Linked DNA regions of Homo sapiens: region 1 is linked to region 2. The links are chromatin contacts, found by Hi-C or POLR2A ChIA-PET in ENCODE. All regions are on one chromosome and are shown on one strand. The core of a region is the stretch at or near the end of the contact, and the rest is flanking DNA. Distances in the headings are between cores, read along the strand shown. Region 1 overlaps LRBA (LPS responsive beige-like anchor protein). Region 2 overlaps LRBA (LPS responsive beige-like anchor protein).

What was found. Hi-C counts contacts between places; a loop is a spot of excess contacts on that map. ChIA-PET counts read pairs that join two places held with the same protein, here RNA polymerase II (POLR2A). Pooled maps may share reads with other maps.
Region 1: a loop to region 2 is called in a pooled map, with 2.1 times the contacts of the local background. The contact joins two enhancer-like sites. A Hi-C loop is called at or near these places in 1 of 50 pooled maps. POLR2A ChIA-PET finds 5 or more read pairs at or near these places in 3 of 52 experiments (PC-9, SK-N-SH and naive thymus-derived CD8-positive, alpha-beta T cell).

Annotation. Positions count from the first base shown.
Region 1 is chr4:150,823,136-150,829,929 of GRCh38, forward strand. It overlaps LRBA (LPS responsive beige-like anchor protein), which reads right to left. Exons shown (of 57, transcript NM_001364905.1): 30 at 5,045-5,486. Among named protein-coding and RNA genes, the nearest start is that of LRBA, 190 kb to the right of the region's middle. Within about 2 kb of position 5,161, at least 5 of the 41 ENCODE cell types and tissues checked have a DNase peak (open chromatin) inside an H3K27ac peak, as active enhancers do.
Region 2 is chr4:150,765,142-150,771,813 of GRCh38, forward strand. All of the region lies in intron 34 of LRBA (LPS responsive beige-like anchor protein), which reads right to left. Among named protein-coding and RNA genes, the nearest start is that of MAB21L2, 190 kb to the left of the region's middle. RefSeq lists an enhancer at 4,264-4,403. Within about 2 kb of position 4,275, at least 2 of the 41 ENCODE cell types and tissues checked have a DNase peak (open chromatin) inside an H3K27ac peak, as active enhancers do.

The DNA.
Region 1 (6,794 bases), core at 3,911-6,410, 59 kb after region 2:
ATCTCATTGTTTTGATTTGCATTTTTCTGATCAATGATGTTGAGCATCTTGTCATAAAATCATTTGACATTTCTATGTCTTCTTTGAGAAATGTCTATTGAGATCTTTAGCCCATTTTAAGGTTATCATTTCGTTTAAAATGTAGTAATATTTTTAAATTATTATTAATACATTTCTTCCTATAGAGTTGGTTGAGTCCCTTATATATTCTGATTATTAGAACCCTTGTCAGTTAACCAGAATTATAAGTTTATTATATAATCCCCAGTCTGTGGGTTGTCTCTTCAATTTGTTGATTGTTTTCTCTGCTATGCATAAGTTCTGTAGCTTGATGTGATCTCATCTGTCCATGTTTGCTTTGACTGCCTGTGCTTTTGGGGTATTACTCGAGAAATCTCCCCAGATTAATGTCCTGGAGAGTTTTTCCAATGATTTTTTTTCAGTAGTTTCATAGTTTCAGGTCATAGATTTAAGTCTTTAATCCATTTTGAACTGATTTTTGTATATAGTAAGAGATAAAGGTATTCATTCTTCTGCATATGGATATACACTTTACTCAGTACCACTGAGAAGACTGTCCTTTCCCCATTGCATGTTCTTGGCACCTTTGTCAAAAATGAGTTCACTTGTAGACGTGTGGATTTATTTGAGTTCTCTATTCTATTCCATTGGTCTATGTATCTGTTTTTATGACAGTATCATGCTGTTTTGGTTACCATAGCTCTGTAGTATAATTTGAAGTTTTGTTCTCTTTGCTCAGGATAGCTTTGGCTATTCTGAGTCTCTGTGGTTCCATATAGTTTCTAGGAATATTTTTTCTATTTCTGTGAAGAATGTCACTGGTATTTTGATATGGATTGCACTGAATCTGTAGATTGCTTTGGGTAGCATGAACATTTTAACACTATTAATTCTTCCAATCCATGAATATGAAATATCTTTCATTTTGGGGGTCCTTTTTAGTTTTTGCATCAATGTTTTATAGTTGTCACTGAGGGATCTTTCACTTCTTTGGCTGTTTATTCCTAGGTATTTTACTTATAGCTATTGTAAATTGGATTACTTTCTTGATCTCTTTTTCAGATTGTTCACTGTTAGCATATAGAAATGATACTAATTTTTGTATGCTAATTTTTGTCATGCAACTGTACTGAATTTATCAGTTATAATAGTTTTTTATGGACTCTTTAGGTTTTTCTAAATACTCTAAATACAAGATCATATCATCTGCAAACAACTGACATCTTCCTTTCCAATTTAAATGCCATTTCTTTCTCTTGTCTGATTGCTTTACCTAGGACCTCCAGTACTGTGTTGAGTAACAGTAATGAAAGTGGGCATCGTTGTCTCATTCCAGATTTTAGAGAAAAGGCTTTCAGTTTTTCTCTGTTCCATATGATACTAGCTGTGGATCTGTTCTTTATGGCTTTTTATTGTGTTATGTTCCCTCTATATGCAGTTTTTTAAGGGTTTTTATCATGAAGGAATAGTGAATTTTATCAAATGCTTTTCAGCAGCAATTGAAATGATCATATGGCTTTTGTCTTCCATCCTGTTGATATGATGTATCACACTGATAGTTTGTGTATGCTCAGACATTCTTGCATCCCCAGAATAAATCCCACTCATTATGCATCAATTTTTAAAAAGTTTCTTTGAGACAAGTTCTCCCTCTGTCACCCAGGCTGGAGTGCAGTGGCATGAACACAGCTCACTGTAGTGTCAAACTCCTGGGCTCCAGTGATCCTCCCGCCTCAGCCTCCTGAGTAGCTGAGACTACAGGCACACATCACCATGCCCAGCTAATCTTTTTGTTTTAAAATCTCACCGTGTTGCCCAGGCTAGTCTCAAATTCCTGGACTCAAGCAATCCTCCCACCTCAGCCCACAAAATGCTGGAATTGCAGGTGTGAGTCACTGCACCCAGACAAAAAAAAAAAATTCATAAAATGAAAAATCTCAGAAGACACAAAAATAAGTTAAAATATATCAAAACTTACAAACACAAACACTTAGAAATAGTACATGGTACCATCTACAGTTAAAAGAAATGTAAACAATGTAAATTTCAATTATTAAAGCATAACTGTATAAAATTAACATTAATGCATACTGTACTACTGTAATAATTTCATAGCTACTTCCTGCCACAATTGCATTGAGCATTGGTATTGTTAGCATCACTTAAAATGCTGTGTGACACTAGTCATCTCAGAGCACGCAGTTCATCTCTTTTTATGGGGCAGGGGGGGAAGGAGTTTTGCTCTTGTTGCCCAGGCTGGAGTGCAATGCTGCAGTTTTGGCTCACTGCAACCTCCACCTCCCAGGTTCAAGCGATTCTCCTGCCTCTGCCTCCCAAATAGCTGGGATTACAGGCACCCGCCACCACGCGTAGATAATTTTTTTGTATTTTTAGTAGAGGTGGGGTTTCACCATGTTGGCCGGGCTGGTCTTGAACTGCTGATCTCAAATGATCCACCCGCCTCAGCCTCCCAAAGTACTGGGAAGTTTGTCTCTCCAGTAAACTGTGTATCACGGTAAAAGTGCTCTCTCCCAGTTCTCATATATTTTTCATCATGTTTACTGCAATATTATAAACCTTTGATAACATAATGGGACCCATACAAAGTGCCACTAGCAATACTGGACATGCTCCCAAGCAGCAGGGAAAAGTCATGACATTATAAGAAAAAGTTGAATTGCTTGATATGTACTGTAGATTGAGGTCTGTAGCTATGGTTGCCTGCCATTTCCAAAGAAATTAATCCCGCATAAGAACTATTGTAAAGAAAAGGAAGTTGGCAAAGTTGTCACTGCAGTGACACCAGGAGGCAAAAAAACAAACAAACAAAAAAACAAAACAAAAAAAACTTGCACTTTTTGTGAAATATCTTTATCTTGCACTGAAAATGCAGCTTTTATGTGGGTACAGGATTGTTATAAGAAAGGCATACCTATAGACTCTAACATGATTTGAGAAAAACTGAAGTCATTATATGTCAAATTTAAGTAAAAAAGAATCTAAGGCTAGATTTAATGCCAGCAAAGGATGATCAAGATAACAGGAGAAGCAGCTTCTGCCAACCAAGAGGCAACAGATGAGTTCCTAGACATCAAGAAAATCATTTAGAAGAAAGGACCAGCCCAGTCAGGTTTTTAATGCAGACAAACGTAACCTATTTGGGATGGGGGGGAAGCCACAAAGGATATTTATTAGCAAGGAAGAGAAGTGAGCACTAGGATTTATGGCAGGAAGAGATAGGCTAACTCTACTGTTTTGTGCAAATGCAGTTGGGTTTATGATCATGACTGCCCTTATCTATTAATATAAAGCTGCTAACCCCTGAGCCTTGAAAGGAAAACACAAACACCAGCTGCAAGTCTGTTGGTTGTACAAGAAGGCCTGGACAAAAAGAATCCTTTTTCTGGATTGGTTCTATTGATACTTTGTCCCTAAAGTCAGGAAGTACCTTATCAGTAAGAGATTAACTTTTAAAGTTCTTTTACAATTGGACAATGCTCCTGACCACCCAGAGCTTCATGAGTTCAACACTGAGGGTGTTGAAGTGGTCTAACTGCCCTCAAACGCAACTTCTCTAATTCAGCCTCTAGAACAGGAGGTCACAAGGACCTTTATGGTTCATTACACATGGCATTCTTAGGAAACAACTGTCAACACTATGGAAGAGAACCCAACAGAACATCGTGAAAGTCTAGAAGGATTATACCACTGAGGATCACTGTTACAGAAAAAGCTGTGGAAACCATCAAGTTTGAAACAATAAATTCCTCCTAGAGAAGACTGTGTTTCTAGGTGTTGTGCATGACTCCACAGGATTTCTGACAGAACTAATCAAGGAAATCATGAGAGACTATAGATATGACAAAAAGGTGAGGGGTGAAGGGTTTCAAGATATGAATCTCAGAGAAATTCAAGAACTAACAGATACCACAAGAACAGAAGGATCAACAGAGGGAAAACAATTTGACGGAGACAAGAACATCCAAACCACTATTAGATGAGGAAGACATAGAAGAAGCAGTACCAGAAAATGAACTGACATTAGACAATCTGGCAGAAGGGTTCTAATGATTCAAGACTGCTTTTAACTTCTTTTATGACATTCACCCTTCTATGATACAGGCACTGAAACTAAAGCAAATGGTGAAAGAAGGGTTTGTACCACATAGAAACATTTTTAGACAAATAAAAAAGCAAAAAGGTCAGAAAGAAATTCCAGTGCATTTCTGTAAATTTACACCAAGTGTGTCTGCCTCTCCTGCTTCCCCTTTCACTTTCTCCAACTCTGCTACCTCAACTGCCCCTGAGATACTAAAATCAACCTCTTCTCTTCCTCCTCCTCAGCATACTCAACATGAAGACAAGAAAGATGAAGATCTTTATGATGATTCGCTTCACCTGATGAACAGTAATATATTTTTTTCTTCCTTATGATTTCTTTTTTTTTCTTTTTTTTTTTTTAGACAGAGTTTCGCTCTTCTTGCCCAGGCTGGAGTGCAATGGTGCGATCTCAGCTCATTGCAACCACTGCCCCTCCTGGGTTCAAGCGATTCTCCTGCCTCAGCCTCTGGAGTAGCCTGGATTACAGGCACACCCCACCATGCCCAGCTAATTTTTGTATTTTTAGTAGAGACTGGGTTTCACCATGTTGGTCAGGCTGGTCTCGAACTCCTGACCTCAGGTGATCCACACACTTCAACCTCCCAAAATGCTGGGATTACAGATGTGAGCCACTGCACCTGGCCTTCCTTATGATTTTCTTAATAACATGTTCTTTTTTTCTAGCTTACCTTACTGTAAGATTACAGTATATAATACATATAACAATCAAAATATGTGTGAATCAACTGTTTATGTTATCAGTAAAGTTTCTGATCAACATAAGCTATTGGTAGTTAAGTTCTGAGGGAGTGAAAAGTTATATGTGGATTTTCGGCTACACAGGGCGTCATCATCCCTAACCCCCATGTTGTTCAAGGGTCAGATGTAGAAACATACCAAAACGAAAAACTATTATCAGTACCTGTCAAAAGATCTGAACTGCACGGGTTGTTCCACAGATAGATCACCAAGGGCTCCAAGGCAGGCTGGTGGCAGAAGGGCAGGATCCACTGTGACTCCATCTGCTGGTATGTTAACCAAGCTTCGGAGAATGTCTTTCACATTGACGTTTTTTGAAACTGAAACTGACGGTGTAGCCTTAGTGTCCAAGTCATTTCCTCTATCATTTTTGGTTTCCGGAGACTTATTGACTTCTAAAGAAAGAGTAGATAGCACCTCGCTGATTGCATCTGGGCCTGCACTGACACCAGGAGGTGCTGTGTGAGGAGTTACTTCCACATGGCTTCCTAAACCAGTGGCTGTTTCTTCCCCAATGCCTGAGTCCCTCCTTCGAGCAGATGATGTGCTTTCAGATTCTTCCACTGATGCCGTAGTTAAAGTGCTGAATGCTGCTGGTGTGATTTCTATATCATACCCAGAAACACAAGAAATAAACAAACAAAAGTTTAGAACTAATTTTTAAAAGGTATATTCTGTTTTAATAGCTATCTACTGTTTTGAATTATGAAATACATCATGTTCTAAAAAAGCAAAAACTAATTACGTATTCTACAGAATGTACTGAGTGGGTGCACCTATTATCAAGACAGATGGTATAATAAAATAAATAATAAAATACTTGCAAAAATGATCTAAAGTAATGGGTAGCAACACAAGGTTGAAAGTCATTGGCCTGTAAGAAAAAGTCTATAATCTTTTTTGGGGGTGTGTGTGTGTGTGTGTGTGTGTGTGTGTGTGTGTGTGTGTCAGTCTGTTGCCCAGGCTGAAGTGCAGTGGTGTGACCTAGGCTCACTGCAGCCTTGACCTCCTGGGCTCAGGCGATCCTCCCACCTAAGCCTCTCAAGTAGCTGAGACTACAGGTATGTGCTACCACGTCTGGCTAATTTTTCTATTTTTTTGTAGAGATGAGGTTTCACCATGTTGCCCAGGCTGGTCTCAAACTCCTGAGCTCAAGCAATCTACCTGCCTCGGCCTCCCAAAGTGCTAGGATTATAGGCATGCACCACCATGCCTGGCCCAAGTCCGCAATCTTTAGGATAAAATAAAAAGCTCTACCTCAAACATGGTTACTGCAGCTGGAAAACTTGTTACCCCTTCTACGTGCATAAATAATTCAATGATCCTTAAAATCCAGTTCAACAAGGAACACCTCCTTTTCTCTCTTTTAATTCTCACTCCCTTTAATCAGGGTTTCAACCCATTCTAGCAAAAATAGTCTTATCAAGGTCACCAAAAAATCTGCATCTTGCTAACTCCAATGGTCAGTGTTCAGTCCTAATAGGACTTCACATAACAGCAACAGCTGATTATTCCCTCCAACTAGACAATGCTTCCTTTCCTCGGCTTTCAGGACACCATTCTCTTTTTGTTTTCCTTGTACTACTTCACTGACTGTTCCTTCTTAACATCCTTCACCTCTTTTTCTCCCTGATTTCTTAAGTTGGAGGGACACAAGGTTCAGTCCTTGTTCCTCTTATGTTCTCTGTCTGCATTTAGTCCCTTCGTGGTATCATTCATTCTCCAAGTTTTAAATACCACTATATTTCCCCACCAAAAAACTCAAACTATTAAATATAACTGCTACCCTACAACTTATCTTACATGTCTAAAAAAACCTCTCAAACTCAACATGCTGAAAACTGAATTTCTTCTCTTTTTATCTTTCCCTGAAAATCTCTTTCACCTTTAATCTACTCCACTGTACCTTGTAA
Region 2 (6,672 bases), core at 3,025-5,524:
ATTACTAAGAGAAAGAAACTAATATGAAAGGTTACATACTGTATGATTTCTACTATATGACATTTTGGAAAAGGCAAAACTATGGAGAAATGTAAAAAGATCCGTGTTTATAGGGGTTAGTGGGAATGGAGGGGAGCACAAAGGATTTTTAGGTCAATAAAACTACTCTGCATGAAACTATAATGATGAAGACACACCACTACACATTTGTCTAAACTCACAGAATGCACAACACCAGAGTGAACCCTAATGTAAACTATGGACTTTGGGTGATAATGATATGTCAAAGGAGGTTCATGCATTATAACACACATGCCAGTCTCGTGAAGAATGCTGACAAGAGAGAAGGCTATGAGTGTGTAGGGGAAAGGGAAATGTGGGAAATCTCTACCTTTTGATGAATTTTGCTGTGAATGTAAAACTGCTCTAAAAAGTAATGTCTTTTAAAAATTAGTAATAAAAAAGTATTTACTAGTACTATTTTTCTCAAATCCATTTGTTCTGATCCAAAACTGCAATGGGAAAGGATTTTTATTACATAATTCAGACAAAATGCAAAACTCCACATGGATGAAATAGATAACAGCAGAAAGACCCATATATTAAGTAGGCAGGTAAAGGGTAAACATCATTTAGATTTTATTTTCATTATATACAGAAACTTTTAATTACATTGTCAAATCAGAAATTGTGCCATTTAGATTTCACAAAGATTTTAAGTAGCATTATTGGGGTTAGACTGAAAACCAGTTAAAGTTAGTATAACTATCAAAACTTAACCACACTAAAAATTTGTAATCTAAACTTATCTTGGTATGTCACAGGAAATATTTCTTTTCAATTAAAAACAAATTAGACATGAAGGTACATATATAATTGAAGAAGTTCAGTGTTTTATGGAGGCTCAGAAACTCAAATTTATTACTAGTAATACATTATGCTTCTGGTTTTCTCGAGGATCATCTATAAACCCATATTTGTTAACCTTCAGTAATTATTACATAATAACCTGAAATAAAATGTTCTCATTAATTTTTTCAAATTGGCTAAAATTAGGAATAAAATGAAAATACAAACCTTATACTTTTGGTTATTGTTAAAAATTATCACAAATCTCAGGAATATCCTTATGTTTTCATTTCTCTATAATACAGTCCTAATTACTAATTATTACCATTTAATAAAATACCAAATGCCAGATATACAAATGCATACTAAAAAGAATAGCCTATATAAAAAGAATCTGAAGCCCATGAGAATATTTTTTCAATTTGTTTATAATCCAGGTGTTAGTCAAAGCCAACAAGTTTTCTCCATACTAAAACATTCTCTACAGTAATTCACAGAAGTTGCCAAAACTAAAAAGAATATTCCTGAACTATGCTATCCTAAACCATTTTTCTCCACTTCAGAAACAATTATCAAGGAAGGTGTTAGTCTAAACAATTTCATAAACCACAGCTCAATATAACCCTTAGTGAGTTTTAATAGTTAAAAGAAAAGCTTAATGGTCATCGTCTTTCATGATCGTTTCAATATTTCATCACAGTATTTACAATTATACAGTGATGCAAAATGCATAGTACATTTAAAGGTCTTGGTTATCCTTCTCCCAGAGGTACTGATGAAAAACATGTTAAAAGCCTCAAATCCAACCACTAATGCAACTAAGTAATTTCAAAACACATTTCAGCACTTTGGAGAGGAAGAACTCAAAACAAAACAAGAGAGTCAATAATTTCATACCTGTTCCTAAGCTGTATTTAATTGACTATCACTTCCTAAGGCCATAATTGTTGACTAGTCAATTTTTACTAAAATATACTCTTAGCTTACTGATGCTTTTAAGTCACACAACAAAAACAGTGAAGATAATACATATTAGTGAAATCTACTACATAGATCTCCACCAAATTTCAAGACTGTATTCTTGGTGGTAAAAGTTAGTTAGGGCAACAAAAGACTTCATTAACCTAACATTATCTATTCCTGCCTATCCTCAACAAATAAATATAAAGAAAAAGATACCAATTAACACACTATGCATTCAAATTATTGTAATAAAATTCTAATTTCTTTAGACATGAACTTGACAGTTTTCTATAAATAATCTCCTAGAACGTATTTTAGTGACGAATACACTAAATAAATTTATCTCAATTTTAAAAGTAATTCCCAAATATTAGCATGTTCTAAAGCAGAAAAAATCAGGCCACAGATTAAAAAGATTACATATAATCTACTCTGCTATCATTTTATTTTGTCAAGCCATGAATACTGATTAACATTAAATATAGTAGCATTTGATTCTGGTGGGCAGATCTTTAACATAACTTTTAGTATTAAAAAATTTTTTTTCTGTAATCCCAGAACTTTGGGGGGCCAAGGCAGGCAGATCACGAGGTCAGGAGATCGAGACCATCCTGGCCAACACGGTGAAATCCCATCTCTACTAAAAATACAAAAATTAGCCGGGCATGGTGGCGGGTGCCTGTAGTCCCGGCTTCTCAGGAGGCTGAGGCAGGAGAATGGCGTGAACCCGGGAGGCAGAGCTTGCAGTGAGCCAAGATTGCACCACTGCACTCCAGCCTGGGCAACAGAGCGAGACTTGTTGCAAAAAAAAAAAAAAAAAAAAAATTTGGCCAGGCGCGGTGGCTCACACGTGTAATTCCAGCACTTTGGGAGGCCGAGGTGGGCAGACCAGGAGGTCAGGAGATCAAGACCAACCTGGCCAACATGGTGAAACCCCATCTCTACTTTAAAAATACAAAAATTAGTCAGGCGTGGTGGTGCACGCCTGTAATCACAGCTACTCAAGAGGCTGAGGCAGAAGAATCACTTAAACCTGGGAGGCAGAGGTTGCAGTGAGCCAAGATCACGCCACTGCACTCCAGCCTGGGCAACAGAATGAGACTCTGTCTCAAAAAAAAAAAAAAAAAAAAGTTTTTTTTTTCAAGAGAGGTAGATAATGAGTGACTTCAGGTTAAACATAGTAAATCTGAGAATAAAGAGGGGGCAACAGTACATGAGATACATTAAGAAATTTATTTTACAACCTGGAAACACATGAGTTAGTAGTAATAAATGCACTTAGAGGACCAAAGAAAACAAAACTCTACACAACAAAGTAGAGGAATCAACATGAGGAAGGAAATCAATGCTTGTCACAAAAACTCCAGAAAAGCTAGGAATTGAAGGCACTGAGTACATACGAAGGTGGCTGAGGGAAAGAGATGCAAGTTGGCATAAAAAGAAAGTTAGAATCCCACATCTTCTCCCTATGCTGTGTAGCCATCCTACCATGGTAAACATTGGAAGTTTATTTTCCAGAAAAGTTATAATTAAGGAAATTATTAAAAAGCTATAATGAAAAAGGCAAGATAAATTGAAAGTATACAAACTGGACTATGACATTGTGAGTGATATTTGAAAACTTTTCTGAGAAAATTGAGAAGCTAGGATAAAAGGTAATCCTCTACAAATAACAAAGGGAACTCATGCATCACCAGTGGACAACTCATACCCAGACATATAGATTTTCTCTGTGTTATGCTTAGGAATGAGCAAATTGCCAAAGTTAACCAGACATTTGAGGAAACCCTCTTCTGTGATGACAGACACCAAAGCAAACAGGCAGAGGAGAAAAACGACTCATAGAAAACAGACAATATTGTTAAGAGGGTGAGGAAAAGAAGATTAAAGAAAAGTATAATTAAATATCATAGGAAAATTTTTTTAAATTTCATCTAAAATATCAAGATAGGGATTTTATCAAGTGCTGTCTCCTTTTTTTTTTTTTTTTTTTTTTTTTTTTGAGACACAGTCTCACTCTGTCACCCAGGCTGGAGAGCAGTGGCGCAATCTCGGCTCACTGCAACCTCCGCCTCTGGGTTCAAGCAACTCTCCTGCGTCAGCTTTCCGAGTAGCTAGGACTACAGGTGTGCATCACCACACTCAGCTAATTTTTTATTATTATTATTTTTAGTAGAGATGGGTTTTCACCATGTTGGCTAGGCTGGTCTCGAACTCCTGACCTCAAGTAATCCACCCGCCTCGGCTTCCCAAAGTGCTGGGATTACAGGAGTGAGCCACCATGCCCGGCCTATCAACTGCTATTTCTATGCCCCGGTATTAATCAGGATTCTTCAGAGACACAGAACGAATGGGAAGAGAGAGAGACAGAGAGAGACACAGACAGAGAGACACAGAGACAGAGAGAGAAAGAGAGAAGAGATTATAAGGAACTGACTCACACAATTACATTGGCTAACAAGTGCCAATATCTACAGGATGAGTCAGCAAGACCAATGGCACAGTCTGAAGGTCAGCAGCCTCTAGACCCAGGAAGAGACAAATTTGAATCCAAAAGTGAGAAAAAACTAAAGTCATAATTAGAAGGCAGTTAGGCAGAAGAAATTCTCTCTACTGGGGGAAGAGTCAGCCTTTTGGTTTTATTCAGGCATTCAGCTGATTGGATAATGCCCAACACTAACAGGGAGGGCAATCTTTTTTACTCAGTCTACCAATTTAAACTTAAATTTCATCCAGAAAAGACTCTCACAGATACAGCTAGAATAACATTTGACCAAATATCTAAACAGCCTGTGACCCAAATGACACACAAATTAACCATCACAAGTCCACCCCTTGTCAGCTTGGCACTCATATACATCTCCTCAAACCACATTTCATTACCAAATGAAGATTAATAACAAGGTTATAATTCTACCTAACATGATACAACTATTCTGTATACAACCAAAACCATTCTAAACCTGTGACAGTCAATTTTATGTGTCAACTTGACAGGACTAACAAATGCCCAGGGAGCTGATAAAACATGATTTCTGGTTGTGTCTGTGAGGTTGTTCCACAACAGATCAGCATTTGAAGTGGTAAAGAAGATCTACCTTCACCGGTGTGAGTCAGCATCAATCACCCGATTTGTTGAGGGCCCGAATAAAATGAAAAGGCAGAGGAAGTGGGAGTTCATCTGTTTCTGTTGGGAAAGACATCCTCTTCACTTGCCCTCACATTAGCACTCCAGGGTCTCAGGACTTCAGACTCAGACTGGGACTTACACCATTGGTTTTCCCGGGCCTTTAAGTTTTAGACAGCAGATCATGGGACCTCTCAGCCTCCATAATTGCATGAGCCAATCCCTCATAATAAATTTCTTTGTCTGTATCTATATATATCCTATTGGTTCTATTTCTCTGGAGAACCCTAATATAAACCCATTCCCCACCTTAGCTGATATGTATACTTTCCTAATATCCCACAATTTACATATTTACATACTAGGATGTACAGTTAACAATATGATCTACAGTTAACAATACTTAAATACTATGGTGTTGATATTATAAACTCAATACATCTTAAGTTGCATGGTGAGGGATTAAAAGAGGAAAGAAAACAAAGATTTTATATATATATATATATACACACACACACACACACACACAAACACATATACACACACAAAATAAGAAAGAAATGTAACAATTACATTTCTTGTTCTGTAAATGGTCATGTGATCACAGTTGGTATCTACAACTACCTTTTTTCACTGCCTATTCTGTATTCCCTTTGTCTTCAGCAAGCACCTCAGCTGGTCCTGGTACTGTACCTAATAGGGTGACCCAAAGCTTCATTCCTGAAGGGTCTGGGCTGCTTTAGTAGTCCTACCTGGATTGTATTACCAGTGCTCCTCAACTTAATCACACAGTATGGTAATACTAAGATATGCACTGAGGAATCTCTTGTATTCTAGACATACTCTTCCTTACTTTTATTGTGGTATAGTTCAATTTCCCCACAGTAGTCAGGATCAATCACTACTCTTAGCATGATAACTCCATTTTTGCCTGAGGATTCAGAGGCAGGAGGAGCCCAAAGTGGCTGGGAAGCAATCTTAACTTCCGGTTCAATGGAATCATTGTTGTGCCTCCTGGTGGAAGCATTTCTCCCTTTGGAAGTAAGACCTCTAGGCCAGCAGACTGTAAGATCACAGGAACAGGAAGCAAAACTTTTGCTATTGGGTCACTAGAGGTAATAACAAGTGGTAACACTCCCATTTCTACCTGTTGATTCCTGGACCAATGAATCCTACCTGTGGGGAGAAACAGCACCATATACTGGATGCTGATTCAGTACACATATATCCTTCTGGAAAACCTTGTCCCAGCCATATAAGGTATTGCCACCTACATTCAGTTCTATCAAGCCAGCTGCTTGAGGATGGTGGGGAACATAGCAAGGCCAGTGAATTCCATGAGCATTCATTTGCTGTGAAATAGATTTCTTAATCAGAAGCAATGCTAAGCAATACAATGAAGGTTGATAAAGCATTCTGTGAATCCACAGATGGTAGTCTGGGCAGAAGTACGGCATGCAGGGAAGATAAATTTGTATCCAGAGTGAGTGTCTACTCTGATAAGAACAAAATGCTGCCCCTTCTATGATGGAAGGGGTCAAATGCAATCAACTTGCTACCAGGTAACAGGTTGATCATCCTAGGGAACAGTGCCTTATCAGGGACTTACTGTTGGTCTCCACTGCCAGCAGATTTGACACTCAGCAGTGGCCACAGCCAGGTTGGCTTGCTGAGTGGAAGTTCAGGTTGCTGAGTCCTTGGATAACCTCCATCCCTGCCACCATGGCCACCTT